Linked DNA regions of Homo sapiens: all the other regions are linked to region 6. The links are chromatin loops, found by intact Hi-C in ENCODE. Cell type or tissue: mammary epithelial cell. All regions are shown on one strand. Region 1 has its middle 130 kb from the start of RRAGC. Region 2 has its middle 24 kb from the start of RRAGC. Region 3 has its middle 66 kb from the start of NDUFS5. Region 4 has its middle 110 kb from the start of LINC01685. Region 5 has its middle 39 kb from the start of RRAGC. Region 6 has its middle 14 kb from the start of UTP11. Region 7 overlaps LOC105378657 (a long non-coding RNA gene).

Evidence for each region. A loop is a pair of places that touch in the nucleus more often than their neighbours do. Peaks named below come from ENCODE experiments on the same cell type or tissue, not always from the same donor. Only the 100,000 strongest peaks of a DNase experiment are listed, where the experiment ranks them.
Region 1: it touches region 6 in a loop (2.9-fold over the local background); 2 of 110 quality-filtered maps call a loop at or near these places.
Region 2: a loop joins it to region 6, with 8 times the contacts of the local background. A loop is called at or near these places in 69 of 110 quality-filtered maps.
Region 3: it touches region 6 in a loop (8-fold over the local background); 4 of 110 quality-filtered maps call a loop at or near these places.
Region 4: it touches region 6 in a loop (18-fold over the local background); 22 of 110 quality-filtered maps call a loop at or near these places.
Region 5: it touches region 6 in a loop (8-fold over the local background); 75 of 110 quality-filtered maps call a loop at or near these places.
Region 7: it touches region 6 in a loop (2.5-fold over the local background); 6 of 110 quality-filtered maps call a loop at or near these places.

The regions. Positions count from the first base shown.
Region 1 is chr1:38,728,757-38,732,756 of GRCh38, forward strand. No RefSeq gene overlaps it. Among named protein-coding and RNA genes, the nearest start is that of RRAGC, 130 kb to the right of the region's middle. In mammary epithelial cell, no CTCF peak of the experiment used is centred here; a DNase peak (open chromatin) is centred at 2,385.
Region 2 is chr1:38,833,746-38,837,745 of GRCh38, forward strand. No RefSeq gene overlaps it. Among named protein-coding and RNA genes, the nearest start is that of RRAGC, 24 kb to the right of the region's middle. In mammary epithelial cell, a CTCF peak has its summit at 1,701 (motif pointing left); a DNase peak (open chromatin) is centred at 1,676.
Region 3 is chr1:39,090,628-39,094,627 of GRCh38, forward strand. It overlaps a transcript of MACF1 not described here. Among named protein-coding and RNA genes, the nearest start is that of NDUFS5, 66 kb to the left of the region's middle. In mammary epithelial cell, a CTCF peak has its summit at 1,914; a DNase peak (open chromatin) is centred at 1,914.
Region 4 is chr1:38,585,723-38,589,722 of GRCh38, forward strand. No RefSeq gene overlaps it. Among named protein-coding and RNA genes, the nearest start is that of LINC01685, 110 kb to the left of the region's middle. In mammary epithelial cell, a CTCF peak has its summit at 1,522; a DNase peak (open chromatin) is centred at 3,479.
Region 5 is chr1:38,818,313-38,822,312 of GRCh38, forward strand. No RefSeq gene overlaps it. Among named protein-coding and RNA genes, the nearest start is that of RRAGC, 39 kb to the right of the region's middle. RefSeq lists silencers at 1-161, 1,052-1,219. In mammary epithelial cell, a CTCF peak has its summit at 21 (motif pointing left); no DNase peak of the experiment used is centred here; H3K27me3 peaks cover 229 bases.
Region 6 is chr1:38,025,003-38,029,002 of GRCh38, forward strand. No RefSeq gene overlaps it. Among named protein-coding and RNA genes, the nearest start is that of UTP11, 14 kb to the left of the region's middle. RefSeq lists enhancers at 1,101-1,600, 1,767-2,319, 2,320-2,871, 3,691-3,740. In mammary epithelial cell, CTCF peaks have their summits at 1,809 (motif pointing right) and 3,701; DNase peaks (open chromatin) are centred at 1,809, 2,289 and 3,189; H3K4me3 peaks cover 158 bases; H3K27ac peaks cover 2,562 bases.
Region 7 is chr1:38,498,173-38,502,172 of GRCh38, forward strand. LOC105378657 (a long non-coding RNA gene) reads right to left here. Exons shown (of 4, transcript XR_947210.3): 2 at 1,824-1,995. Among named protein-coding and RNA genes, the nearest start is that of LINC01685, 25 kb to the left of the region's middle. In mammary epithelial cell, a CTCF peak has its summit at 2,337; no DNase peak of the experiment used is centred here.

The sequences.
Region 1 (4,000 bases), 700 kb after region 6:
GAGAATTATAAACCCTGCCCTGCCCACTCATGAGGCTGTTATAAGAACCGAGGAATGGATGTGAAAGAACTTTGTAAGCTCCCTCCCATGTTAGCATCATGTGATTAGGACATTGCTGAGGTTTTTTTTCCTGGATTGTCCTTTTGTCCCAAGACCCCAGGTTTCCTTCTGTCCACCCTAGCACCTCATCTATGCTCCCTGGACTCTGCCTTCCCACCCAGAGTGAGAGGGTGAGGAATAGATAGTGTTTAGGAAATTAGCTAGGAGGTAACAGCTCTCAGCTATCACGGCAAATGCACCCACTTGGGTTGTCTGAAGATGACTGTGTGAAGACAAGGCTGGGGCTTAAGAGGTGGAGTACAAAGGGACCTGGGCGTCAAGTCCGAGCCCGTAGCACCCTGGACAGGTCATCCTGCTCTTGGAGCCTCTTTTCCCCCCTCAGATAGGAATGTTGATAATTTGAGGTGCCTTTCATGGCTATTCTAAGGCTCAACATAGAAAACAGGCCAGAACAGCTGGGCGCAGTGGCTCCTATCTGTAATCCCAGCACTTTGGGAGGCCGAGGCGGGCAGGTCACCTGAGGTCAGGAGTTAGAGACCAGAACATGGCAAAACCCCGTCTCTACTAAAAATACAAAAATTAGCCGGGCATGGTGGCACACGCATGTAATCCCGGCTACATGGGAGGCCAAGGCAGGAGAATCGCTTGAACCCAGGAGGCAGAAGTTGCAGTGAGCTGAGATCACGCCACTGCATTCCAGTCTGGGCAACAGAGTGAGACTCCGTCTCAAGAAAAAAAAGAAAGACAGAGAGAGAGAGAGAGGGAGGGAGGGAGGGAGGAAGGAAGGAAGAAAGAAAGAAAAAGAAAGAAAGAAAGAAAAAAGAAAGAAAGAAAGAGAAAGAAAGAAAGAAAGAAAGAAAGAAAGAAAGAAAGAAAGAAAGAAAGAAAAAAAGAAAACGGGCTAGAGAAGTGCGGGGCATTCATTTGCTTCTCATCCTTTTAGCCTGCATTCAGAGGGGGTAAGGACCAGGCTGGGGTTCCGGCAGCCAGTCCCCTCCCACCTCTCACCTGGCAGCAGCTTCCTGCTCCCAAACCCAGCAGGCTTTGCCACAGGAAAAGTGCCCTGGTGGGCTGGGGGCACTCCCTAGTCTCTGCAAGATTGGCCCTGACTCTGCAGGATCTCTTCGGGCTGCACCACATCCTGCAGATGCCACAGGCACTGTCTCTGTAGGAGGGTCACCACCGCTTCCACAGAAGCCCTGGTAATCCCAAGGATTCTAACCAGGCTGTGATGGGGATGCCGTGCCTGGCTCCTCCAGGGGAAAGGTGCTGATGCACAAAACCTTTGCTCCTTTTCCTGCTATGTCCCACAGCTTCAAACACAGTGCTGACAGAAGAACCACGTGAATTCTGGACTTCATGCATGAAGATTGTTTTCATCCCAAAAAGCTGTGTTTGGAACAAAGGTAGCTCCTTACAGGAAACCTGAGGGGGTTCTTTGGGTGACTTGGTGAGGCTCTGGCAAGGTGGATTGGAGGGCAGTGGGCTCAGACCAGGGTTCTGGGTCCTGGTCTGCTCTCTGCTGCTTGGGTGAATTGGTCCTTGGTCTTGGGTGAATTCTTCCCACTGTGCAGTGAAGTTAATCTATAATTAAGGGTTCTGCATCAGTCTCCAGGGATCATTCCTGCTCAAACTTCTGTTCTTCATATATTACTATTCTCCTGGGTTTCTTCTGGCCTGAGTACTTTTCACTCTAGCCAAGATGCTCAATATCATCTGTTTTGCTAATCCAGGCAACTATAGTAACAGTGTCCATGTACAGGGTCTTTTATTATGCCCATTTTATACAGTAGAAAATCAAGGCTCAGAGAAGTTGACTGACCCCAAATGGAGAGCCAAGACTCAACCTCAGGTTTTGACTCAGCTTCAGATCCCAAGCTTTTACTCATCACACACTGGCACTTTCCCAGGTGGCTGCCTTAGTCGAATACTGGCCCATTTACAATCAACATAGTTGTAGGACAATCTGTGTCTCTCGTGCTAAATTGTTTTCAAATTCTGATACACAGAAAACTAATTCCACTGAACATTAATAGGTTTTCCTTGGGAACAACAACAAAAATGTTTCATCATCAAATGAATTTGACCCTAAGTAAAACAAGTAAACAGTTTCTTTGTACCTGCAGGACTTCTCAGGGCCTTTAAGATGCCAGTAAGGTATGCCATTTACTCCTGACCTTTATCCATGGACCCTTTCCTCCTTCTTTTTTCTTGAGCAACCTGTGTTCTACTAACAGATTAGGCTTCTGCAACTTCACTACTAAAAGTGTGATTCCCAGACAAGCAGGATGCAGCATTGCCTGGCAGTTAGTCAGAAATGCAGACTCTCAGGCCCCACCCAGACCTGCTGAATCAGAGCCTGCACTTTAAGAAGATGTGCAGGTGGTTCACATTGAAATTTGAGAAGCACTGGCCTGTAGTAAACATATTGGGAAACATGGCTGATTCATCATGGACTGTGTCCGTGTACTAGCCATCAACCCGTAAAATCAAGCAGGGACAAAAGTATCAAGCATTATTTGGCATTACGTGGACCAAACAACTAGATTTGGAATTAAGTCGAGATGCTGTAACATCACATAGAAATAATCCAAGCTAGTTCCCACAATGGAAAGTTTCTTCCCATTCCTAGGGAGATGTAAAAATGGATGGAGATGAAGGGATGACCAATACCCTTTCCTACAGCCATTCCTAAAATGTAGACATGGAAAGTATTGCATACCTCTTCCTAAAATGTAGAGGTCTTTAAATTCTTAGAAAGAGTGCACCTCTGTTTCCCTGGATCCCCTCTCAATTACAGAAGTGGTCAAGGTTAGTGAGTGTCCCAGATATTTTCACCTGGGATGCTCTTGGGAAATGGCACATTGGCCCCTAACCTGGGAACTGAAAAGACAGCCTCAAGGGTACAGAAGCTTGTCTTAAGGTTTTAAAAATCACAGCTGAAATGACCCATTCATGCAAGATAAGACCTGTGCCTCAAGAAAAATGCCTTTGCTTTTGGCTGCAATTATTTCAATTCATGTGGTCACACTCTCTCAAGCTGACCTGACATTTCAAGCTGCAGCTTGATATATCTTTGCTCAACAAAAGATGGGAAACAAATTAGTTTTTACTTAATGACTTCAATGTTTTGGGGAGAAAAAATCTTTGAGTTTGTGTGCAGAGGTTCAGTAACTGGCCAGAAGACATACAGCTTGTAAGCGATGGTGTCTGACTTAGAACCCAGATCTGACTGACCCCCAAGTCAGGACTCTCTCTATTATGGAGGCAGTTCAAGGACACACACACATTTTGTCATCCTCTTCATATTACTTGTCCCTAAACCTCTCCTTTTATAATGCAAAGTACTTCTGCTAAACCCCATGTTCCTCCCCACCTTCCCATCCCTATTCTATCTTTGGTTTTAAAAACTTTCATTCATCTTTATTGAATTCCTTTTTTCAGGTGCTGCCAAATTTACCAGCTGGCCAAGATTTTTCCCCATTCTATATTGTCATGCATGCAAATCATTTTGCTAGTGCTCCCCACAAATAGGACGACTCTGCGTCCTTTAGTCAGGTACTGAGCTCCATAGTCCCCTCTGGAAATCAGGTAACTAGCAACCTGTCAATCAATTTGGATGCATCTCACAGACAAGGTACTCAAGATGGAACTCCTAATTCCTCCCCAAGTCTTCCCACCTGCAGCATGGTACCACCATCAATTCAGCTGGGGGAGGGAGGAATCTAATCCTCTGTATTCCTCGTCCCCCACATCTTATCTATCAGTAAGTTCTTTCCACTCAACCTCCAATAGAAGTGCTAAATCCACCACTTCTTGCCTTCACCACTGTCACCAGCAGTTCTAAATCACTATCGTCTCTCACCTGGACCCCTGCAAGTGTCCTAATTAGTCTTCCTGCAACTATTCATGCCCCTTCCAGCACCTGTTCCACAAGGCA
Region 2 (4,000 bases), 810 kb after region 6:
TGCCAATTTGCATGGAGATAAGAGAGAGGCCATGGAAAGAAAGGAAGGAATATTCACAATTTGCTAAAATGTGTGTGCCAGCACCTCTTTTTTAAAGAAAAGCAAAAAGAATATTGTAGAAAATTAATATTCCATTTCTCTAAGTCAAGTTCCTGTCTGTTCGGCAGGTTACTTTGTAATAAACCAAATTAATTGTCTCCCACATGCCTTCTAATATTTTATCAGTCCAGGCTGGGTGTGGTGGCTCACGCCTGTAATCCCAGCACTCTGGGAGGCCGAGGCGAGCAGATCACTTGAAGTTAAGAGTTCGAGACCAGCCTGGCCAACATGGTGAAACCCCATCTCTACTAAAAGCACAAAACATTAGCCAGGCCTGGTGGTGCACGCCTGTAATCCCAGCTACTCAGAAGGCTGAGGCAGGAGAACTACTTGAATCCAGGAGGTGGAGGTTGCAGTGAGCCGAGATCACGCCACTGCACTCCAGCCTGGGCAACAGAGTGAGACTCCATCTCAAAACAAAACACACAATAACAAATATATATATTTGATCAGTTCAAAAGATGCATTTTAAAGTGTAAGAATCTTAAAGTGGAAGTTGCAGCACTTTGCGGGCAACACGTTGGTAGTAACTGGCATTTTCAAGTGTGGGGAGGAACAACTAGTTTCCTGCCATTCAGTTCCTCATTATAACAGTCCTTTGCAATTTTCTCAATTATATTTTAAACAGGTCTGAAGATGCACTGGTGTATCTAGTTCTTTTTACACTAAAATTTGTCTTTGCAGAGCAAAGTCACAGCTGGGGATTGTGAAGCAATTACATGGCTCTAGAAGAAAGAAAAACAAGCTGGGAGCAATGACTCACACCTGTAATCCCAGCACTTTGGGAAGCTGAGGCAGTGGAGGATTGCCTGATCCCAGGAGTCTGAGACCAGCCTGGGCAACATGGAGAGACCCTCATCTCTACATTAAAAAGAAAATTAGCCAGGCATGGTGGTGCATGCCTGTAGTCCCAGCTATTCGGGAGGCTGAGGCAGGAGGATCGCTTGAGCCTGGGAGGTTGAGGTCGCAGGGAGCTATGATCGTGCCACTGCACTCCAGCCTGTATGACAGAGCAAGACCTTGTCTCAAAAAAAAAAAAAAAAGGAAAAATAAGTACCCATGGAAGGATAAGGTTCTGCAGCCTTTTCCTTTGCCATATTTTATCTCTCAAGCATAAGTGTGAAATAATTTCAACAAACCTCATTTGACACAAAGAAAAGTGGTGAAAACAGATATTTTAATTCAAATATGTGGCATTTCTTTCCATGGAGTCTTGAAGACCACACACATTTACAACAGATGGATTAGAAGAGGAAGCAAGAAGTTCTGCCTGCTATAGGAATGTGGCTACAGCTGTCTTAAGGCCCTTTTGTAACTAGTAATACATAAAGCAAATGATGTTAATGACCTTCGTTTTACCCAACCCCTCACTAAAAAGTGGAAATCATCAACTGCTCCACTTCCAATAAGATGTCTCAAATCAGTCCTGAATGTTATCCTAGGGAAAATACTTCAGGAATTTTTTGGATCTCTAAGTTAGGTGTGCACTTAGGTGATACGGGCAATACAAACTTTCAGGACAGAGCACACATGCAGAAGCCAGAAAGCAAGAAGCTGTGTTTAGATAATACAACACTGCCACCTAGAGGCCATACACTAAGGACTTGGACACCATCACCAAACAGGCTGAAAAGGTAGACAAGCTGCCTGTGCTTCGCAGCACATCTGGCTTAAATGAGTAAAGATACTGAGGAAATGTTACAGAGTAGTTAAATATGCTTCCTGCTCACTACCTACAAAGACAGGTGTTGAACTAGCCATCCAAGAAACCAGTTTGGTGATGGTTGTATTAAGATACTTGGAAAACAGTGTAAAAATCATACTTCCAATCTCATGAAAACATTTCAAAACTGTGAATTTATTACACACTGATTGAATGAATATGCATTTCTTTAATGTGTCAAATAAACCTAGGAACATGGGATATAAACCAAGGTAAACAGGCTTCCTTATTGCAGGTCTTCTCAGAACCTTTCATATTTGACTGTATGTAGAAAATCTCCAAAGAGAGACTACAGATTGCAAGTTTCCAAAACTTAACTATAGAATCCTTTTGTTGTTGTTGTTGTTTTCTTTCTTTCAAAACACACCAGTGAGCAAACTCGCCCTCCCTACTAGGAAAGGAAGGTCGAGTGGTAGTTTGCGGCTGCAGGTTATGGAATCAAACTGCATGGGTTCCCATTCTAACTCTACCACTTTACAATTGAGCCGTTCTGTATCTATTTCCCCTTCTGTAACATAGGAATATAACACCTACTTCCCAAGGAGTTGTGAAGATTACAAGGTAATACACGTAAACCACCTAAAATAATTAGTGGTGGTTGGCTTTCCCTTCAAGTCCTTCTTGGATGTTATTTGTATCCAAAGTATCCTAATGTACCGTTCCGGGAAGTTACTATTAACAAATAACACTCACCTGGCACGGTGGCTCATGCCTGTAATCCCAGCACTTTGGGAGGCCGAGGCAGGTGGATCACCTGAGGTCGGGAGTTCAAGACCAGCCTGGCCAAAATGGAGAAACCCCATCTCTACCGAAAAAATACAAAATTAGCCGGGTGTGGTGGCGCATGCCTGTAATCCCAGCTACTCAGGAGCCTGAGGCAGGAGAATCGCTTGAATCCGGGAGGTGGATGTTGCGGTGAGCCAAGATTGCGCCATTGCACTCCAGCCGCCTGGGTGACAAGAGCGAAATTTTGTCTCAAAAAAAAAAAAAAAAAAAAAACCTCTCCAGTTATGCCCAGCTGCTGTCCACATTCCCCTTACAGACTATGTTCCTTTGGGACCCCCAAGAGGGACAGGGGGAGCATTTAAACTAACTAGCTTACTTACTAGCTTAGATGGAAAACAGTGGTACTAATAATCTCTTTTGAATAACTGGAAGGGCTTTCAGCATTTGCAAAACAAAGGATAGAGATCCTTACCAAAGTCCAAAATTCACACACAGTGCTTTCTCCAACAATGCTTGATTTTATCTTTTAAATCATTTCTCCACACAGAACTCAAGATGTAGAAGGTAAATTAACTCCCAAATACCTCCAGCATTCTATATTGAGATATTATATACATGCATATATGTATGTGTGTGTATATATGAATGTGAATGGGAGAGGTGGTGGTATGTGAAATAGCTAAAATACCTTGCTGCTTAAGACTTTAAGGTATTTTTTAACCATCTGTCCTAGTTCTCTTTGAAGTAGACTGGTAGAGATCAACATCCACTGGGATGCAAAACATTTCAAGCAAAACCCTGATCATTTTATTCTCCGTTTTCTTCATCCTGAGTTGTCTCCTTTCACATTTACTTTCTATTTCACAATTAAAGACTTCTCCTTAATCACTGACTGAATTTATAATTTTCAGTAACAGGAAAACATAACATTTATTGGGCATCTATGTACCACATGCATCTTGAAATATTCTCTCCATTTAACCAATGGGAGCCTAAGGCCGGAGGCTGCAAGTAAAGGCATGCCACGCTGGGCTGCCAGGCCTGGAGGACAAGCCCTGTTTTGCCACTAATTAGATCTATGATGAGGCTGGCCACCCTTAGTGTACCCTCAACAGTGCCAGTTCACACCTGCTGCTCAGGCATCCTTACTAATGGCATCCCTTCCACTCTCAACAGTATCTGGAATTTAAGTTATACAGTCTTCCTAGCTACAGCCTCAACAAGGCTCCTTATCCCTCTGCACCTGTTTCCAAAATCTGAAAAAGAAGACAGGATTAGATAGTTTCACAAGAGTTTTTTCAAGCTGTTTCTGTGATTTCCATTTCAGAATTAAAACAGCTTCTAAAGTAGTCCAATTACAAAATTTAAAGATCTTTCAATCTGTCTTCCTCCCACTGATAAACTAATGTCTATTTTTCTCTGATTAGTTTAGACCCAACCTGTTTGTATAGA
Region 3 (4,000 bases), 1.1 Mb after region 6:
TGGAATGGCAGTTTGGCTCATGCCTTTCTGTTTGTTATGGGAGAAGCCTAGGCTGAAGGTAGGAATGCAGAGGAAGGACTGGTTACTTTGGGGACTGTGGAAGGCCATCATTTCTCAGTCTCATGGGCTCAGGGGTTAGATGCCACCAGAGTAGCTGACACTGCAGCAGGATCTAGGGCTGCACTTGTTCTTTATTTCAGCAGTCCTCCCCTTGAGGAAAGGTCTGTGAACAGATCCATCATCACTAAAGTGTTATATGGAGCCTGGCTGGCCTCCTTTTTCTGGTTGCTGTGGCTAGGGCCTGCCATGATTTGGCCCGGCCACTGCTTGTTGCCACATGTCAGTTACAAGCCTGCCAGCCTGAAAGCCCTGTCTTGGCTTTCCTGTAGGAGCAGAATAGGTGTCCCTTGCTGGAATCTCTGCCTGGATCTGGGATACTGCTACAGGGAAGGTCTGAAGCCCCTATAACTTGAAGGGTGATGATTATGAGCTGAAGCTTCTGTCTTAAGCTGTGCCCCACCCCTACCCCAGAAGATACCAGGCTTTTGCCTTGTGGTCAGGGGAGGATTCTGCCTGGGGCCTCAGTGGATGTCTCTGGGATGCCCTCCCCCACTCATTCACACATTTCTTCATGTGCTCACTCTTCCATTCATTCACGCAAAGGGCTGGCTTTGGGAGTCAGCTGGAGCCCTAGTTTCATTGCTCACTTGCTAATTGGGTGACCCTGGGACGTTAGTCACTTCATTGAGCCTCAGTTTCTTACAGTTAAAATGGGGGAGCAAGAGCACTACCTCAGAGACTTGCACAGTAGATTAAATAAGGTAGTTGGGAGTAGGATGCTTGGCCCAGTACCTGCTATATATTCAGCCCTTGATAATTTTTTTTTTGAGACAGAGTCTCGCTCTGTCACCAGGCTGGAGTGCAGTGGCACGATCTCGGCTTACTGCAGCCTCCACCTCCCAAATTCAAGCGATTCTCCTGCCTCAGCCTCTGGAGTAGCTGGGACTACAGGTGTGCGCCACCATGCCCAGCTGATTTTTGTATTTTTAGTAGAGACCCATGGTGGGTTTCACCTTGTTGGCCAGGATGGTCTCAATCTCTTGACCTCGTGATCCACCTGCTTTGGCCTCCCAAAGTGCTGGGATTACAGCCACTGCACCCGGCTGCCCTTGATACATATTAGCTCTTTTCATGAATATCATTCATTCACTCATACACTTGTTCATAGATTCATGAATGTGCTGATTTATCCCCTTGCTTATTCACTGATTACACACTTGCTTATTTAACAAATATCCCTAGGGCTACTTTGCTCTAGGCTCAGACTGCACTTCAGAGCCCAGCTCCTGCCTATGAAGACCGTTAGAATGCAGCATGAACTGAGCTACGTTGCAAGTCCAAAGAGTTTTGAGGAAGTTCTGGAAGGGAAGGCACTTCTACTCCTGCCCCTCCCTGGCTTAGAGCAATGATAGTATTTCTTCTGGGGCTGGGAAAAGAAATAGGAATTAGCCAGGACAACCTGAAGAGACAGGGCACTTCCCGGTGGTTTGCATCTATTCTTGCTCTCCTTTCTTTGGCTTTCGTAGGAAGGAAAGAAGGAAAATGAAGAGAGAACAGCTGGTGAGAATTAGGAACTAAAGAATCTAGACGGTGGTTTGGGGAGTGAACTCTGGACTCAGTTTAGGAGCACCTTAGAGCTGGTGCCAGCTGGGTTCCTCCGGTGAATAATAGCTGGTAAAGTCACTGTGTAGAGTCCTAGATGGGTGCCAGGCATTTTACATACATCATTTAATCCTCATAGAACCCTGGGAAGTAGTTGCTATTCTCAACAGAAATGTTAAGTAACTTGTCTGAGGTTATACACTGAGCAAATAATGGAGCTGGGATTCAGCATTACTTAATGTGCATGGCGCCCCCTGGCCCTCAACATGTACAATATGCCCTTTGCAGTTATTCAAGTGCTGAGTTTCTGGTCAGCCTAACTCCAAAGCCCTGGCACTTTTCAGGATATTTCAAACATAGTAAAGTAGTGAGAATAGTACAGTGAACCCCCATCACCCAGAAACAAGAATGATCAATTAATTCATGGCCAATTTTATTTCATTCATACACCGCTGTCAGTGGAAAAAACACAGTTCCTGTTTTTTCTTTTTTCTTTTCTTTCTTTTTTTTTTGAGATGGAGTCTCTCTCTGTTGCCCAGGCTAGAGTGCTGTGGTGCCATCTCAGCTCACTGCAACCTCCGCCTCCCGGGTTCAAGCAATTCTCTGCCTCAGCCCCCCGAGTAACTGGGATTACAGGTGCCTGACACCATGCCCAGCTAATTTTTTTGTATTTTTTAGTAGAGACGGGGTTTCACCATCTTGGCCAGGCTGGCCTTGAACTCCTGACCTCATGATCCACCCGCCTGGGCCTCCGAAAGTGCTGGGATTACAGGTGTGAGCCACCGCGCCTGGCAAGTTCCTGTTTTTCCATTCTCTTACTCAACAATCAACACAAGAAGACTTCTGTGACGCCAAGATATGTGGGGACTTCTCCCCGCCAGCAAGTTAAACAATAGTTCTGCAGTGGACACCAGCGGGGTGTCCTCCAGTTCAATTACAACACTGTCTACCTGGAAATAGCATCAGATCTCACAGTTTGAGGGTTCAGTCCCCAAGACATTCCCCTACTCCACTTCTTTTTTTTTTTTTTTTTTTTTTTTTTTGAGATGATGTCTTGCTCTTGTTGCCCAGGCTGGAGTGCAATGGCTCAATCTCTGCTCATTGCAACCACCGCCTCCTGGGTTCAAGGGATTCTCCTGCCTCAGCCTTCTGAGTAGCTGGAATAACATGTGCGCGCCACCACGCCTGGCTAATTTTTTTTTTTTTTTTTTTTTTGAGACGGAGTCTTGCCCTGTCACCAGGCTGGAGTGCAGTGGTGCGATCTCGGCTCACTGCAACTTCTGCCTGCCGGGTTCAAGTGATTCTCCTGCTTCAGCCTCCCGAGTAGCTGGGACTACACGCACACGCCATCACACCCAGCTAATTTTTGTATTTTTAGTAGACACGGGGTTTCATCATGTTGGCCAGGATGGTCTTAATCTCTTGACCTTGTGATCTGCCCACCTTGGCCTCCCAAAGTGCTGGGATTACAGGTGTGAGCCATCACGCCCGGCCAAGGGATTCTTTTCTTTTTTTTGAGACGGAGTCTTGCGCTTTTGCCTAGGCTGGAGTGCAGTGGTGTGAACTTGGCTCACTGCAACCTCTGCCTCCCGGGTTCTCCTGTCTCAGCCTCCTGAGTAGCTGGGATTACAGGCGTGCGCCACCACACCTGGCTAATTTTTGTATTTGTAGTAGAAATGGGGTTTCACCGCGTTGGCCAGGCTGGTCTCGAACTCCTGACCTCAGGTGATCCACCGCCTCGGCCTCCCAAAGTGCTGGGATTACAGGCGTGAGCCACGGTGCCCAGCCCCACCCCACTCCACTTCTAATGCCAATCACAAGACTCAGATTTTTTTTACCTGTGCTTCTGACTGACTGGCTATAATGGGGTGCTGGCTGGGTGCAGTGACTCATACCTGTAATCCCAGCATTTTGAGAGGCCAAGGTGGGAGGCTCGCTTGAAGCCAGGAGTTCGAGACCAGCCTGGATAATATAGTGAGACCCCGTCTCCACAAAAAATAAAGCAAAATTAGCCAGGCAGGAGAATCGCTTGAACGCGGGAGGTGGAGGTTGTGGTGAACTGAGCTCACGCCATTGCACTTCAGCCTGGGCAACAAGAGTGAAATTTTGTCTCCAAAAAAAAAAAAAGAAAAGAAAAAAGAAAGAAATCGGGCCGCGCATGGTGGCTCACGCCTGTAATCCCAGCACTTTGGGAGGCCCAGGCGGGCAGATCACCTGAGGTCAGGAGTTCGATACCAGCCTCAACACGGAGAAACCCTGTCTCTACTAAAAATACAAAATTAGCCGGGCGTGGTGGTGCATGCCTGTAATCCCAGCTACTCGGGAGGCTGAGGCAGGA
Region 4 (4,000 bases), 560 kb after region 6:
CATTCACTTCTTAGCAACGTTTCTTCACCTTGTTCTTCTGTATCCTCCTCACCAGAGCGCAAGCTGCCTGAGGGGGGGACTTTTGTTTTGATCACCACTGACATATCTGCCTCAGAATCCAGAATAGTGCCTGGCACATAGTAGGCACTCAATAAATAGCTGTTGTATGAACAGACGGATGAACCAATGAACCAATAAATGAATGGATCCCTCGTTTCCTTGGAACTCCCTAAATCCCCACACACCAGTATCTCTGGATTCTAGCACAGTGCCTGACACATAGTAAGCGCTTTAAAAATGTGCAATATGCTTGAATAAAATTCTCCTCCCCCTTCTCACTTTGCTCCTTCCCCTCCTTCCTCAGGAATTTCTTTGTCCCTCCTCCTCCCCTTGGCCCCTTATTAAGTGTCTACAGTCCTTGGGGTTTTGTCCTTGTTCCTCTGCAATTCCCACTCTGCAGAAAATGCTCTGTGAGTGATCTCATCCACTCCCACGCTTTCAGCTTCCATCCCCACACCGATGCATGAAGCTGAAAGTAGAAAAAAAAAAAAAAAAACTAAACTAAAAACCGAAATCATTGACTTGGAAGTCCTTAGGAACCTCAAAGCTTGGCAGGTTGAAGGTGTGGCAGAATAATGGATTGAAAATTTAATTTACATTTTGTTTTCCCTGATGTAAGAGAGTCAGAGAAATGATGCGTATTTTATTCTCTGTAATTTTTCCTCACCAATTCTAAGAAAGTACCCAGGACATCTTGCCTCGGGGACGGTGGTGTTGGCTAGACTGAGGGCAAAATTAGCCTGAAGCCTGGCACTTGCCTTTGAAAACAAACTCAGCAAGATAATTCTGGGTCAGAGTTTCTCAGCCTCAGCACTGTTGGCATTTTGAGATGGATAATTTTTTGTTGTGAGGCCATCCTGTGCGTGCCTACCATCATCCCTGGCCTCCATCTCCTAGATGCTAGGAGCACCCTTCCCGCAAGTTGTAACAACCAAAAATCTCCCGGCAATGCCAAACATCCCCTGGGGATGGGGCACAGTGGAGCACGGGGTGGGTGGGTGGGTTACGGGGAGGTGGGAGTGTCGATGGGGGCGGGGCAGGGAATTATCCCTGGCTGAGAAACACTGTGCTAGATAGATCATCCACAAAAGGAGAGAACAGGGGCCCGATGGAAACTGCCAACCTTGGGAATTGGACAGCTTCCCCTACACTGGGAATGGGGGACCCATGAGATTCCAGGAACCACAGTTGGTTCCTCCTTGTTATGTGCTGGGCCACAACCAAAACACAGGTTTCCTTTCCCAGGATCCTCCTGGCTTAGCACGGTCTCTAGTCCTTCCAAGATGGCAGCAGTGTGTAGAGGGAAGGCAGTCTTGGAGCTCTCAGAGTCATTTGGGGTGCTGACTTCCTCGGTCCCGAATGCCTGCCTGCAGGCTTCTGCCTGGTTCCCTGGCTGGGTCCGTGGGCCAGTGATTTCTAGCCTCCCTCTCCACCCCAGGGCTGCTCTTGGCTGCCCCCTTGCTGTCAGGAGCCCCTACTGCAGCAAGACACAGATCAAATCTGTGGGAAGTTTGCTCCTTGTTAGGATAACGTTTGACAAACTGCTTAAAGCATCCCCCAAATCCCCTCAATGTCTTTAGTCCTCTGAGGCTGAATCTTCCAGTAAAGATGACATCCTTTTTAGATCTCTGCTCCCTCCTTGTCAGAAAGTTGTACTCTATGGGCCAGGTACCGTGGCTCATGCCTGTAATCCCAACACCTTAGGAGGACAAGGTGAGGGGATCACTTGAGCCCAGAAGTTTGAGACCAGCCTGGGCAACATAGTGGAGCCCCGTTTCTACAAAAATAAATAAATTAGCCAGGCGTAATGGTGCACTCCTGTAGTCCCAGCTACTCGGGAGACTGAGGTGGGAGGATGGCTTGAGCCCAGGAGGTAGAAGTTACAGTGACCGGTGATTGCACCACTGCACTCCAGCCTAGGTGACAGAGAGAGACCCTGTCTCAAAAAATAAATAAATAAATAAATAAAGCTGTATTCTACATAGCACCAAAGAATGAACACTGCCCAGTGAACGATGATTTCAACTCCATCTCCTCAAAATTGTCCTGCACTTTACAGAAGCTCCTGCTTCACTGAGTCCTTATAAGTGAGTGACATTTTGCAAATACATTGGACTTCCCATTGGTTCCTCCCCAACAGCCACTGGCAACTGGCCAGGCCCAGAAATCCAGATGTGTCCTCTCCATCTGCTAAGTCCTGCCAGACATATGAAGGATGCTTTCTCTTTATCCTTTTCTGTCAGGAGTGTCTGGTAATCCCACTCCTAAACAACCCTGAACATCCCTGCATTTCTGCCAAGCTCTCTAAGGCATTCCAAACTCAGGGCATGCTGTCTCCATCACTGTTGGTTTGTTTGGTGTCCTGTAATGCACGCACATTCTCATCTTCCCAAATGTCTTATGTGCAACCATAGATGGAATTACATATGGACTCTTGGACTTGGGAATAATGCCATGAATTAACATTCTCTTCTAAAATGAATTAATATTTTCCCCTAAAACATTTGTTTATAGAGAATCTTTCTAAAGTGCTCTCTCAAAAAGTCCTGTAACTCTCTTCCAGGGATTCCTTTTTTCACAGCCCATTGATGAAGAGAAAACACGTTTCTCGTTGCTTGAGGTTTCCCTATCAATTTCTCTGTACAGTCCTCAAGTTCTGGGATCGCCAAAGTCCAGTGGGTTCTTCTGCCTCGGAGACTGCCAGCTGAGGCGTGTCAGAGGTCATCCTCCTGCGTCCCAGTTTTTATGTCATGGTAAGTACCAGCAAAAGGCCTGTGTTGGTTGAGTGATGGCCTATCTCTCTCTGCCCATTGCTAATTGGGGTGCACAGAGAATGTATGCGGAGACTGGCAAGATGCTGCCGCCTGTCTATGACCCGTGAAGGAAGGCTAACCCCGGACAGAGGGGAGACCTGGTCCCACTGCATGGCTCAGTTTGTCCAGAGATGCTGTGGTAATGCCTCACCATAGCAGGTCCACAACCTCTCAACCCCACCACCCACCCTGGGAAGTTTCAAGCTCCCACAACATACCCCAGGCAGGGTCATTCTCTGCACCTGGGCCACTGACATCAGGCCCCATCAGAATTTGTAAAGGAACATGGGCTAGGTCGTGGGCATAGAATGACTGAAACAATAGTGATTTCTATGTTCAAGATACTTCTTCCTTCATTTGCCTAGACCTCTTTGAGGTTTCACTGGCCTCAGAGAGAAGGCCTGGGATTACAGGATGGTAGCTTCCATAGAAGGGCCTTGGATCACAGGCAGGTTTGAACCTATGATTTCTTGGGCCTGTCTTGCTCTGGCCTTGGGCAGAGAACCACCCCCATTACTCACACATTGTGCCCCAATCCCACCCACTGAGAGGCCCTGGGACCTGGCTGGGAATCAGGAGCCCCACCCACCCCTCCCACCGGTGGGTAGAACATGCAAGCTGTTGTGTCACTCTGAGCTCAGTCCTGGCCTGTGTTCAGGGCTCTGGGCCAAGCCTCCAGGGGTTCAGTAAGCTGCAGACTCCCCCAGGGCCCTGGGAGTGGAGCACTGTCCTGGGCATCTGCCTGGTTACTCCTCTCACCTCCACAGCTTTGGCTTCATTTACATCACCCTGAATCTTGTTCTGAAAAATCTTTTACAGTAGGAAGGAACCCAGCCAGGGGACCTCTCTGGCCAGGGGCCAAACTCCAAATCAGAGCATTCAGAAGACTCTGCTGCTCACATCCAACCTGCTTCCCCTCTGGCCTGTGGACAATGACTCCTGAGGATCAAACCCACAAGGGAGTGTATTTCTCAGCCTTGGACTGGCCTTGTTCAGGTTTTCTCCTCTCTCCCTACACCCTCCACTCCCCCAGCATAGAGGTTCTAGCTGCCCAGGGCGGGCACTACACAGATGGACTAATTGGGACTGGCACCCATGGGTGTGAAAATCGTCAACTATCTATACTG
Region 5 (4,000 bases), 790 kb after region 6:
CCTCGGAGACCAAGGCTGCCATCTAGCGGCCACGCGGGGCGCCGTCGGGGACCGGAGCCGGGCCGAGCGCTGGGGGCTCCCGGGTCCGCGGCTGCGCGGCGGGGTTCCCAGACCCGGGACTTAGGCGCAAGCTTCAGAGCGAGCTGTGTGACCCTGGGCACGCCCAGCCCTCTTTGATCAACCGTCCTTTCTCGGTAAAACCGAGAGGATACAACTCCTCTGCTCGGGGTCGTCGGGAAACGCAGGACCGAGGGACGGCGCCCCCTCCTTCCCGAGACCACCCGCCCCATCCACTCCGCACCGCACTCCCGTCCAGGGAAGTCTTAAGGAACCCAGTCCCCCTAGACGAGAGGTGGAAGGAGGCGCTGGGGAAATCCTGCAAAGCAGGAATCCGCACTGAACAGCAGGATCCTTTTCCAGGAATTGTAAACCCAGAATTGTAAATAAAATGCTAATGATTTATTCGTGCTCAAACGCCGGGGGCTGCGTCGCCGCTTTTGAAGACAGCTCCAAGCGTGGCTTTCCAGGAAGGCAGGCCTCCCCGCGGCGCCTTCCAGGGCTCCCCGGGGCCTCCTCCCTGGCCGCGGGTCCGGGCTGGGGGACAGGCAGTGGTTCTTGTTGGAGCGCTCCCAACCCGTCCTTCACTGAGACCCGGGTGGTGGTGGAGGAGGTCTTTTTCCTTCCATCCACAGCCGAGTCAGACCCCTCAGCATTCACCCATCATGCATGCAACCAATGCTTCCCCATCGCCAAATACCTACTAAACCCTTAGCTGACCATTGGCAGTCAAAAAACAATCGTGAGAATCACATCTGGTGGGGAAGATTGACTCGATGAATAATCCTACAAATAAACGCGTGCTTCTAAATTACAGTGTCCGGGATAGGGGTAGGGGTGGGGCTGGGGAAGGTAAATACAGTTTTTTAGCTTCCGGGATGTTTTCCATCAAAGTTCTGAGAGCCTGAAGGGGCGCTGAAGGGGCGCTGAAGGGATCGAGTCTAGCCTTCTCTTGTGAGTCTTGACTACCCTACATATTTAAGGTATTTCATTAAAGGGTGAGCTTTAAAAAAATAATAAAATAAATAATTCAAGCAATATGCATTTGCATCTGTGGCTGCCATGGTAGCTCTCTGATGCCTGACCTGGCTGGGGAAGGTGGGAGCCCGGGGGGGGCGGGTCACTGATCTTAGGCAGGAGGAGGTAGAAAACAAGGACTTTCCTTCAAACTATGCAGCCTGTCCAGCTGACCAGAGCAGCAGAGATGGCTCAGTTTTCAGCTGCCTCTCCTGAGTTGACAGGAGGCATGCAAGAGACCCCAGAAGTGGGCTCAGAGCTACCTAGAGAAGCTTCCGTGGTCACAGGGCCTCCACCTCAGGGCCAGGAGACCTGGAGTGGCCCTACCCAGCTCTCCCACAACTCCCTGCAAAAGCACATTGCAGGCTTTGTTTGTTTTCAATAAAAGCTTCTCTTTCCCACACTCCCTTTATATAGTTTCTAGAGAAATAGCACGTCTGGTTAATACTGACCTTCCTAAGGTCTTTTTGAATGTAAGACACAAATGTATCAAGGATGATCAAGGTTCCTACCTCTACCAGCAAGCTGATTTTTTGCATTTGGTGGGCCTCCATCAGACCACCAAGGAAACAGTCATAGATTGTACTGTGGAGGAAATTCAGGCGTCCCGCGGAGGCCTAAGCTGAGTGACCTTTATTCTTGTGTTCACTGGACAAATGTTTATTGATCTCCGCCTATAGACTGACTCCATCCTGGGCCTTGGGGATTTAAGACAGATAAAACAACTCCTGCTCCCAGTGGGCTCACAACCTGAGTCAGGTGCCTCCTTTGCAAAGTAAGGAATTCTGGGATTGCCACCCCTTGCCCCTTGGACCTCCCACCACCTCCACACACACAATTATATGTCCCTTAAATTAGTGTATATTTTGAGGGAATTCATGAAACAATCAGGTCCCTGAAGCTTAAAAAAAAAAAAAGTGATATTTGGTCAGAGCAACCAGGAACAAAGTCCAAAAACAACCTCTTTGGGGTACCCTTGTTGCAATACCCATACCCTAGGCTGAGCTATGTTAAGGATCACACTTTACTTCACAGGGCAGTGTTCTAGTAGATTTCTTTAAAATAATTCACAGTGTTGGAATCTCACAATGTTGGATCAAAGAAATAAGACACAAAAGAGCACACACAGTATGACTCTATTTACATAAAGTTTAAAGCAGGCAGTAATATGCTATTTGGGTGTAAAATTATGAAGAAAGGCAAGGAAATGATCATCACAAAAATTAAGATCATGATCACTTCTAGGAGAGAGAGTGTTGAGATAAAGGACTCTTAGCTCATATGGTGGGTTTCTGTGAGGCTGGCAATACTCCATTTTTGACCTGGGTGGTGGTTACAAAGGTATTTGCTTATAAATTATTTGTCAGATTGTATCTATGTTTTATGCACTTTTACATATGTAATAGCCCCAAATTTTAAAAATGTTAATAAAAAGATAAAGGAAGAAAAAGAACATCCAGCCTATTTTTAAAATGCATTATAATTTTCTCAAACTGAATTCTTCAGTTTGGGTGTCTGTATCTTGCCTGAATTCTCTATCACTGCTTGTATCAACCATTTGATGGTTGCAACAGGTTCTGATCCTGACTCAGCCTTACAGACACTGGGAAGGCAAAAAGCTGAGCCCAGGAGACTTGCACTCTAGTTCTACAGTATTACTAATTCATTGTATGACCTTCCCTCTCTGGGCCTCAGTTTCCTCTACTGCACAATGGCAGGGGTTACAGGAGATGACTTCTCAGGTCTGTGGTCATGTGACAGGTGCCTCGGATCCCACACATCTTGCAGTGATGTCACTGCCAGAACAAGTGAACATCCCCAAAGCAAAGCCATCAAACACCCAAGGTGGCCCTCTGATACTGCCACAGACTGTTTCTGGGGGCTGGCACCCTGCCTTTCACCACCTCCAGAATCTACAGCTAGAGAATCACTCCATCAGTTCTCAGATTCCTCCCCTCTGCGGAGACAAGAAATGTCTTTGGGCCTGATGTCCCTCGGGGATGTGAACACCGCTAAAATCCCATTGATTAATCGGGTCCCACCCTTGGATCAATGGCTGGCATTAGAGGAGCTTAGCGCAGTTTTATTAGTCTGGCTGCCCTCTTGCAGATGTTATAGATGAAGAAATAAAATGAGGAGGAGAGGGAAAAAGGACAAAATCATTAGTCTGAAAGGAGCAAAAGAGCATCTTCTCTGTTTTGTATTCAGATTTAGAGCTGCGCTGTCCAAGCCAGGAGCACACACAACAATCCATTTGTATGCTGTTTCCAGGAGTTCAGCTAGGCCTCCTGCTTTCCCACTTTGCCTGATCGCTGAGATCCCAGGAGCATTTGGTCCGCAGCAATTGCCAGCCCAACCTCTGAAGCCATTTTGCAGGGCTACGAAAACACCTGAGGTCCCATTCATTCATTTATTCATTTCTCACAAGGGCAGAAGGCTTTTGCCTGACGTAGGGAAACAGGCCTAAGTATCTACCAGATAATCCATCTTGAAAATGTCATATTTGCTCTGAAGGGACTGGTCCTTCCACAGGCCTTGCAGAGAAGCCTGCTATAGCCCTCACCTTACCAAAGCTTTGGTTCCAACAGAGAAAACCCAAGGGCTCAGCTTGCTAAAGCTCTCCAGAGAGGCACTTTGAATTAAGACCAGAAATGCTTTTAAAAGACTCTGGTCTCTGGTCTTCTAATGATGACCTCTTCCTTAATTTTGTGATGGCTTCATCTGCCTCTTTCGATCATCTAGGTAGCTATAAAAAGCTGAACACCTCCTACTAACCCCATTAGGATGAAAGCGGAGGATTTTATTATTCATTTTTCATAGGAAGAAGCTCAAACTCCCCCAGGAAGTGTAAAAGGTAGGTTTTGATGTATCTGGTTATGGAGAGGTTGCAACAAAGCAGACCCTCCGAGAATGGGAATGTCTTGTG
Region 6 (4,000 bases):
CAAATCAGTATAGGCCTGGCTGTGTCTCTGTCCTCTGCACTCCATGCCAACTCACAATTCCAAGGCTAGAATAGCTTGGTGCAGACCTTCACTCTGGGAATATGGACCCCTGGGTGTGTTGGCCAGCTTCTTTCTCTTCTCTGGTTCTCTCCTTCCTTTGTTTGCCCATATCAGGATTATAGGCCAAGGACAGTAAGGACAGGACTGAACATGCTTAGAGCAAACATGGGAGAACAGGGAGCGGGGTTCTGGGGGGCTTGCGTAGCCCTTACACCAAGGAGGGAGAACAGCCATGTGTGGATTGTAAGGCTTTAAAAGAAAATTGTTAATGCTTAATAAGTGCCCATGACTGTGAGCTTCCTGTACAAGCCTAGACTAGAAGCCTGTTTCCTCAGGGTGTACCCAGTGGAATTTAAATCAGGGGCCCTGGAAAACAGCAAGAAGGGTCAGGAAACAGAAACCAGTAGGTTTTGCCTTCAGGAAGGAAATGCTTCCCATTGTGTGTATGCACTCCCTTCTGGGGAGGTGCTGAGCTCAGTCAATGCTGAAAGTTTTAGAGACTTGAGGATCAAACCAGGGAAGGGACTCATCATAGTGATACTAGACAGGGGAGTGAGCAGACTAAGCAGCAGTCTGATCCTGGGGTCAAACAGCTGGATGCTGCTGCTCCGTCTCTTGCCCCTGCTGGGTGGGAAAGTGGGGGAGAGGATAGGGAATAGACCTAAATGCCTTCTCACGAACCACACACCCACATGAAGGTAGGCTCGCCTCATGGAATCTCATGTTCACAGATGCACAAGGCACATATAACTCAGGCCTCATAAACAGGTACAGGCATACCTACACACCGTCTGGCACAGGAGCACAAACAGTGACGTTTGAAGAGCCACACTCCCAGGCCAAATGGAGCAGGAAAGTGCATCCTTTTGGTGTACTGTGAGTTCCAGGCTGAAGGTAATCGGAGTGCTGTAAGGGGAGCTGGGTGTTCTGAATTGCTGTTACACTGAGTGCTGTCTCCAAGACTCAAGGATTTTAAGCAAAGAGATTGGCTGTCCCTGTGACTAAGCAAAGACAGGCCCCAGCCCCATGTATTCTGAGAATTGGCCAGGGCTTTGCCGCTTTGGTACTCAGTGGGACCCTAGACTCTTGGCTTGTTGGGGAGGGAAGAGTATTGTTTGCTTAGCCGCCCTTTTTGGCCTAGGGGTGATTTGGGCTGTTGGTGGCATACTGCTCTAGCTGTGCCAAGGGGGCTGTGGGCAGCCTATGGAGCTGGAGGGATTTTCTGAGTCAGGACTTGTTTGGCTCAGGTCTCTTGTACAAACCAAGTCTCCAAACAGCAGTTCTATGGTGATGTGGACCCTTCAGGTCTGTCCAACAGAGAATTCAGTAAGCCTGGCTCAGTCTTAGTCTGTTGCTGCATCCTAGGGCCCTTCCCACCAAAGCAGGAGAGTGTCAAGCCCTAGCTTTATTCTTGAATAAGTTCATCTTTTTCTTTGAGACAGAGTCTTGCTCTGTCACCCAGGCTGGAGTGCAGTGGCGCGATCTTGGTTCACAGCAACCTCCGCCTCCTGGGTTCAAGCGATTCTCTTGCCTCAGCCTCTCTAGTAGCTGGAATTACAGGCGCAGAGACGGGGTTTCGCCATGTTGGCCAGGCTGGTCTCGAACTCCTGATCTCAGGCGATCCACCTCTCCTTGGCTTCTCAAAGTGCTGGGATTACAGGCATGAGCCACTGCTCCTAGCCAATCTTTTTCTGATTTCTAACTGCTTCCTGGTGCCAGGGTGGAAAAGGGCCCAGCAGGTGGAGCTGCTGCCCCTTTGCTGGGATTCCTTCTCAGGGACTTGGTGTCCACCCACCCAGCACACTTGTCTTCTTTCAAAAGTGTCCTTGTACTTAGGAAGTACTTGCATGTGTTTGCTTATTGAATTTAATGCTAGGGGGGAGAGCTCCCATGAAGAAATGGGATTTTCTCACCCTGAGTTTGAGATGAGTGTGGCCCCAGGAGGAAGACTGGGCAGGAAGGTGCTTTTCCTTCCTGTTTCTAGTGAGGACCATGCAGGGAGGTCTCTGTCACATAGCCCCAAGTTTCCCATAGGGTGGTTCCACCCAGACCTGGGAGGGGTCTCCCTCCGTGCAGCTTTAAGCATCTGTTTGTCGCTCACTGTCCTCTCCCCCATGCTGCTGACGGTGGGGCACTGAGCAGTTAGAGCTGCACGTCCTCCAGCAGGGAAGGCAGCCAACAGATGCAGACTCGCTCTGCCTACCTGTGGAGGCCGGTGAGGCCAGGGCCTGTTGGGACTTGAAACAGTGAGGCAAGTGGGTGTGTGGTGCTGGGCTCCCCGCTCAAGTTCTCCCAGCGTGCCAGTTCCCGGAGCCTTATGTGCAGGGTGTTGGGGAAGGGCGGGCTGAATCGTGGGTGGGAGTCTTGGCTCAAAGCCCCAGGTGAGTGGAGGAATTGGGGGCGGACCTGAAGTACTGTCTTGAAGTGGACCTGGCAGGCCTCTTGGGCTTGTGCAGCTGCCTCCCCGGGTCAGAGGGTGCGCCCTCTGTACCCAACCAGGTCTCCACAGGTCTGTCTCAGCAAAAAGTGCAGGGAAGGATCAGAGAGAAGCTGTAAAACAAAGGGAGGCAGAGCTTCCCTTCCCAAGCCTACTGCTGAGAGGTTGGAGTGTAGAGGAGGCTGCCTAGTTCATGCTTCTGCCTGTTCTTTCCTCAACTGCTCTGGCCAGAGGGAAGAACGTCTCCGCTGCTTCTCAGGCTCCCTGTAAGGAATTTCCTGGCTCCCTATTCCTGGATCCATCATCATCACATTTAGGAAGTCTTGTCCAGTCTACTCCTAGGTGAAGCATACACCTAGGTCTCCTTGTTCATCTTGTCCGCTTCGCTTAATGCAAAGGGAACAAACTGCTTGGGGCTGGGGTGGTTGCACAGTCCAGCCCTGTGCTCCTGCGTGGTGGTAGGAGAGGCTCGTCCAGAACGGAGCTAAGGACCCAGCTTTTTCTAGGCAAGAGGAATATATCAAGGGAACTGCTGTGTTTAGGGGTAAGCAGAGGATGGAAAGGGCTTCCTTTCCCCTCCCTGCATCTGTCACCTGACGGCCATGCTCAGATCGGGTTAATGAAACTGTGGTGCCCCAGGCAGCTGGGCAGCACCCCCCTGCCCTGAATCAGCCTGAGTCATTTACAGCTTTCTCCCAGTTACCCCAAAGGCTTCTCTCAGAGGTGACAAATGTAGGGGGTTGGTTTCGGGTTTCATGTTTTCACATTACTGGGTGGAAAAAAGAAAAAACACCTTTCCAAACCAAAAAAACCAGCTTCTATAGCAGAAACAACTTGTCCCGAGAGCACTGAAAATTTCCCCATCCTCTCTCCTCATCTGCTCAGAGACACTGAGACCAGTGATGGAGGGGTTAAGGGGAGGGGTTGGAGTCAGGCTGAGTGGAGTGTTGGGGACAGCCCCTTTGGAGGTGGCAGCACCTGCCTTCCTGCTTATAGGCAGGGGAGGACCTTTGCAGGGCCCTGCAGCTCTGAAGCCTGTGGTCTCCAGTGCCCAGAGATGGATTGCCAGGGCATGGGACAGTGAACTCAGGGTGGCGAGGGACCAGGGAAGGAAGGGACCATCTCCCCTCCCTAGCTATTTTGATCCCAGGAGGTCTGGGACAGGTGTCCCTCCCTGGCAGAGGGTTCTTGAGGTGGAGTGGTAGGTGGAATATAGAAGGTCCATCTGGCACATGGAGCCTAGGGGGCAGCACCCCCTCCTCTTGCTGGCTGGTAGCATTGTAGACCACCCCAGCCCCCCGCCAGGGGCAGATGGTCTCCATAGCAGATGGAGACTAGGCTGGCAGTGGCAGGATGGGCTTTCTAGTCTCAGCCTGGCCACTCTGGCTAATAAGACAATCCGGGGGCAGTGACAGGGCTAACTGCTGGTGTGTGTGTGTGTGTGTGTGTGTGTGTGTATGTGTATGTGTGTGTGTATATAGGTGTGTAGGAGAGGGAGCCCTG
Region 7 (4,000 bases), 470 kb after region 6:
CTCTCAGGCTGCTCAAAAAATAGCTTTTGACTGTGGCCTTTAACAATATGATAATTTATTTAAAACAGATACAGTCCTGAAAGTGACCCACTTAAAATTATTAAAGAGATACTGTGTTTATTTTTGCTGTCCATAAAACAGAAAATGGTTTATGAATATGCAAACCGATCTGATGTAATTAGCATGATTGGCTCCTACTGCACTCCGTTTTATGTGGTTAGAAGAGTAGATGCAGAAACTAATGAGGTCATGTTAATGTGCCTGTGAAGAGAGCTTCAGCTGTCAGAACAACGAAGGCAAATGTCTGGGAGAATCTTTTCTTTTCCACAAAATCACTGAAAGTGGGCATGAATAGGGTGAGATCCCGCCTGTGTGCTGGGGAGCCACCAGGTCCAGGAGCCACTTTGCCTACTGCATGCAAGGAGTTGAGATGAGAAATAAAAATCTATGTCCATTCAGAGCAATGATTAATGTGGTATTTAATTATCTAGAAAGTCTTCAACAAGTGCTAATAACTGAAACTCCTCGGGCAGTCAGCACATGCCACACAGTCCCATTAGACATGCTAACACCCTATCCCCTGGCCCTCCTTAATTAAAATAAGAGGCAAAAATGTTAACTGTGCACCGACCACCTCTGGGGATTAATCTGCCCTGATCATAGCACCCGAGGAAGCAGGTTGCTCACCCGAGCATGGACACTGACATACCAGACTCCTCCTCCTCCCTGAGCGCCGCTACCCACCTGGTAAATGCAGGCCCCTGCCCCTGCTGGGAGAAGGGAAGAGGAAGGGAGGCTGGCCGCAAGTGGGCAGGGGTGCCTTTTAATCTGAATGCCAGAAGGCATGTCTCAGAAATCTTCTTAGATATTGAACAGGACATACAGCCTGCCACTGAGCTTTTCCTTTTACATCTCTCCTAAAGCATAAACATATGAACTTGAAAACCTTATTTTCAATTTCTGCCAGCTCCTCTATGGCTCTAAAAATATACTTCTCCTCTTTGTATCCCCTCCCTCCAACACACACACACACACACACACACACACACACACACACACATTGTGCAACAGAAACAAAGAACGTCTTGAGAGCTCAAATGTTAAAAGGGAGGAGACCAGTCGAAAGTGAAAAATGAGGCTTTGGTGCTAATCAAAGACTCAACTGAGTTCGATGTAAAGAGACCTCACGGGAAAGACATTGCATTTGCTCATTCTAAAGACACTTAAACTAAAAGAAAAGGAAATGGTGTTCTTCAGCCTGCACCTGGTAGCAACCTTGACTCCTGCCTTTGGAGAAACAGCTGGTCCATTTCTGATGGTCTCTTCAGTTACAGAATCTCAAAGAAGAATATTTATTGCATGGCTACTACATGCCTGGCACTTTCCTGGGTTCTGCAAAGTAGGAATTTGTATCCCCATTATACAGAGGTGGAAACTGAGGCTTAGAGAGGATAAATAACTTGTCCATAACCAAACAGCTAGTAAACGGCAGAGGCAGGCTCTGAATCCAAGACTGTCTTACTTAAAGGTTCACGTTCTTTCACTATATCATCTTAGGATGCAGGGCAAAAGGAGAGACATGGGTGTGGGTCCCGCCCTGTGATGTCTTAAGTTTGGCTTGTTTAAGGAAAAGAACATTTACCAAAAATATTTTTACAACTTTGAAAATGGGTGGGAACTCCACAGTGGAAAATGACAGAATATGTTGCCCAAGAAACCCCAAGGAAAGGAATTGACAGGAAACATGAAAGCTGGGTCTTTTTCACCCTGGCCTCCCAACACCCACAACTCTGTACCCAGCATCCTGGCCACATGAAACTTACCTGCCACTTCCCAAGCACTTCACGAATATGCACATCTCCAGTCCTTTGCCCATGCTGTGTCCTCTGCCTGGATCTCCTTCTCTTTGCATACTCCACTTCACTTCTCCCCATGAAAATTTGCCTCTCCTTCAAGGCAGTACCTGGATTTTCCTTCTTTTACAGGATTACAGTCCTACAGATAAAGCACATTGAACCTACCTCTGTGTTATATCATTACCACACTAGATTATAGCTGCTTGTTCATATGTCTGCCTTTTTGGCTGGACTGTGTGTTCTTTGAGCTAAGGGAGCTGAATGTGTGTCCAGAACCCTTAGCCAGTGCCAGATACATAGAAGGTGTCCCATAAATGTTTGTTGAATGCATCAGTGAATGAATAAAGGAATAAGTAAATTTTTAAGAAGTGTATGGCCCTTTTCTTAGGGATTTCCACAACTTTGGAGAACATACTTAGATCATTTCTTTCTTTTGCTCACAAGGAGCCATGTCCATAGGCAGGGTGCAGTTCCCATCCGTAACAGCAGAGGCATGAATGCACACATATCAAAAAGTCCCATCCTAATCTGAAATCTCCATCCAGTTTCTCAATTTCATCCTGATTTCATGGCACCATATACCTCTCTGTCATAAATCTTTATCACTATTGTAATTTTACATCTAGTTAGGTGATTCTTTGATTAATAGCAAGCAGCGACCTCCTCTTTGGGCTCTGGGCTCTGTAGGGGCAGGTTTTGTTGGTCTTATCCTACCTTTAATCACTGCTGTATATCCCACACCTAGCCCAGTGCCTGGCACGGAGTAGGTGCTCCATAAGTATCTGCTGAATTAATGAACACGTGATAAAGTGGTTTGACCTTAGCCAAGTCACTTCTTCTGAGACTTTTTCTTTCCATCTCTGCTATCAGGTCTTCCATCTGCTATTCCATGATGCTGGAATAGCTCCTCACTTCCTGGAAGTGAAAGCTTTTAGTCTCTAGAAGGCCCAGGTAAAAATTCAAATCTATTACCCAAGCAAGAGTATACTAAAACAAGAGCAAATGATGGCATACAAATTGGCCAGCCACCAGGAAGCAAGGCCTTGACAATAAGCAAGGAGATATGTGTGGTTGTGGTGAGTCATGGAGGGGCCCAGCTGGAGGGACCAGGCCCTGGCATGGCTGTCAGGGCCCAGAACCCCCGGGGAACAGTACTATGGCTCAATATAGGGAGACAAGAGGAGGGGAGAAGCAAGGAGCGTGGTATCACTTCCTAGGGCTGACATAACAAAGTACCACAAACTAGAGGGCTTAAAGCAACAGAAAGTTATTACCCCATAGTTTTGGAGACCAGAAGTCTGACATCAAGGCATTAGAAGGTCCATGCTCCCTACCAAGCCTTTAGAGGAGGGTCCCTCCTTGCCACTTCCAGCTTTGCATAGCTCCAGTCATTCTTTGGCTTATGGCAGCATCACTTGAAACTCTTCCTCCATCTTTCCATGGCCAACTTCCCTTTGTATCTTTATAACATCCCCCTTCTGTGAGCCATGTCTCCTCTTACAAGGACACCAGTCATATCGGATTAGGGCCCACCCTCCTCCAATTTGACCTCATCTTAACAGGATTACATCTGCAAGGACCTTTTTTCCAAATAAGGTCACATTCACGGGTACCAGGGGTTGGGATTTAAACATATCTTTTGGGAGAACATAATTCAACCCATATCAGGGGTCAAAAGCAGACTCTAGTTCAGCAAACTTTTGACCACTGCTATGTGCCAGGCCTTGTGCAGGTCTAGATGAAGAAAAAAAATGAATCAGATATAAATATTAATACAAAGTACAGAAAGGAGACATCACATCCTCAAAGGGGCATTTGATGCTATGAGCATCGGATGAGAAGAAGGCAAGATCATGTTCAGTCATGGAAAAAATTCAGAGGTGGTTGGGCTTCAGACACTTGTTGGAGAATAGATCAGAGTTCAACAGACGAATATGGGGACAGCAAAATGTGGTCCAGGAAAGGGAAGAGCATAAGCAGGTCATGCAGCACAGAACTGATGCTGTACCCTCTGATGGTGTGTACAGTTTTTAAGCAGAGAATCATAAAGTGATTCGATTCTGGTTTTCACAAAAATCCCAGCCACCTCAGTAGGACATCGGAGGCCCTGACTGATCCAGTCCCTATCTAGTTACTGGTCCAGA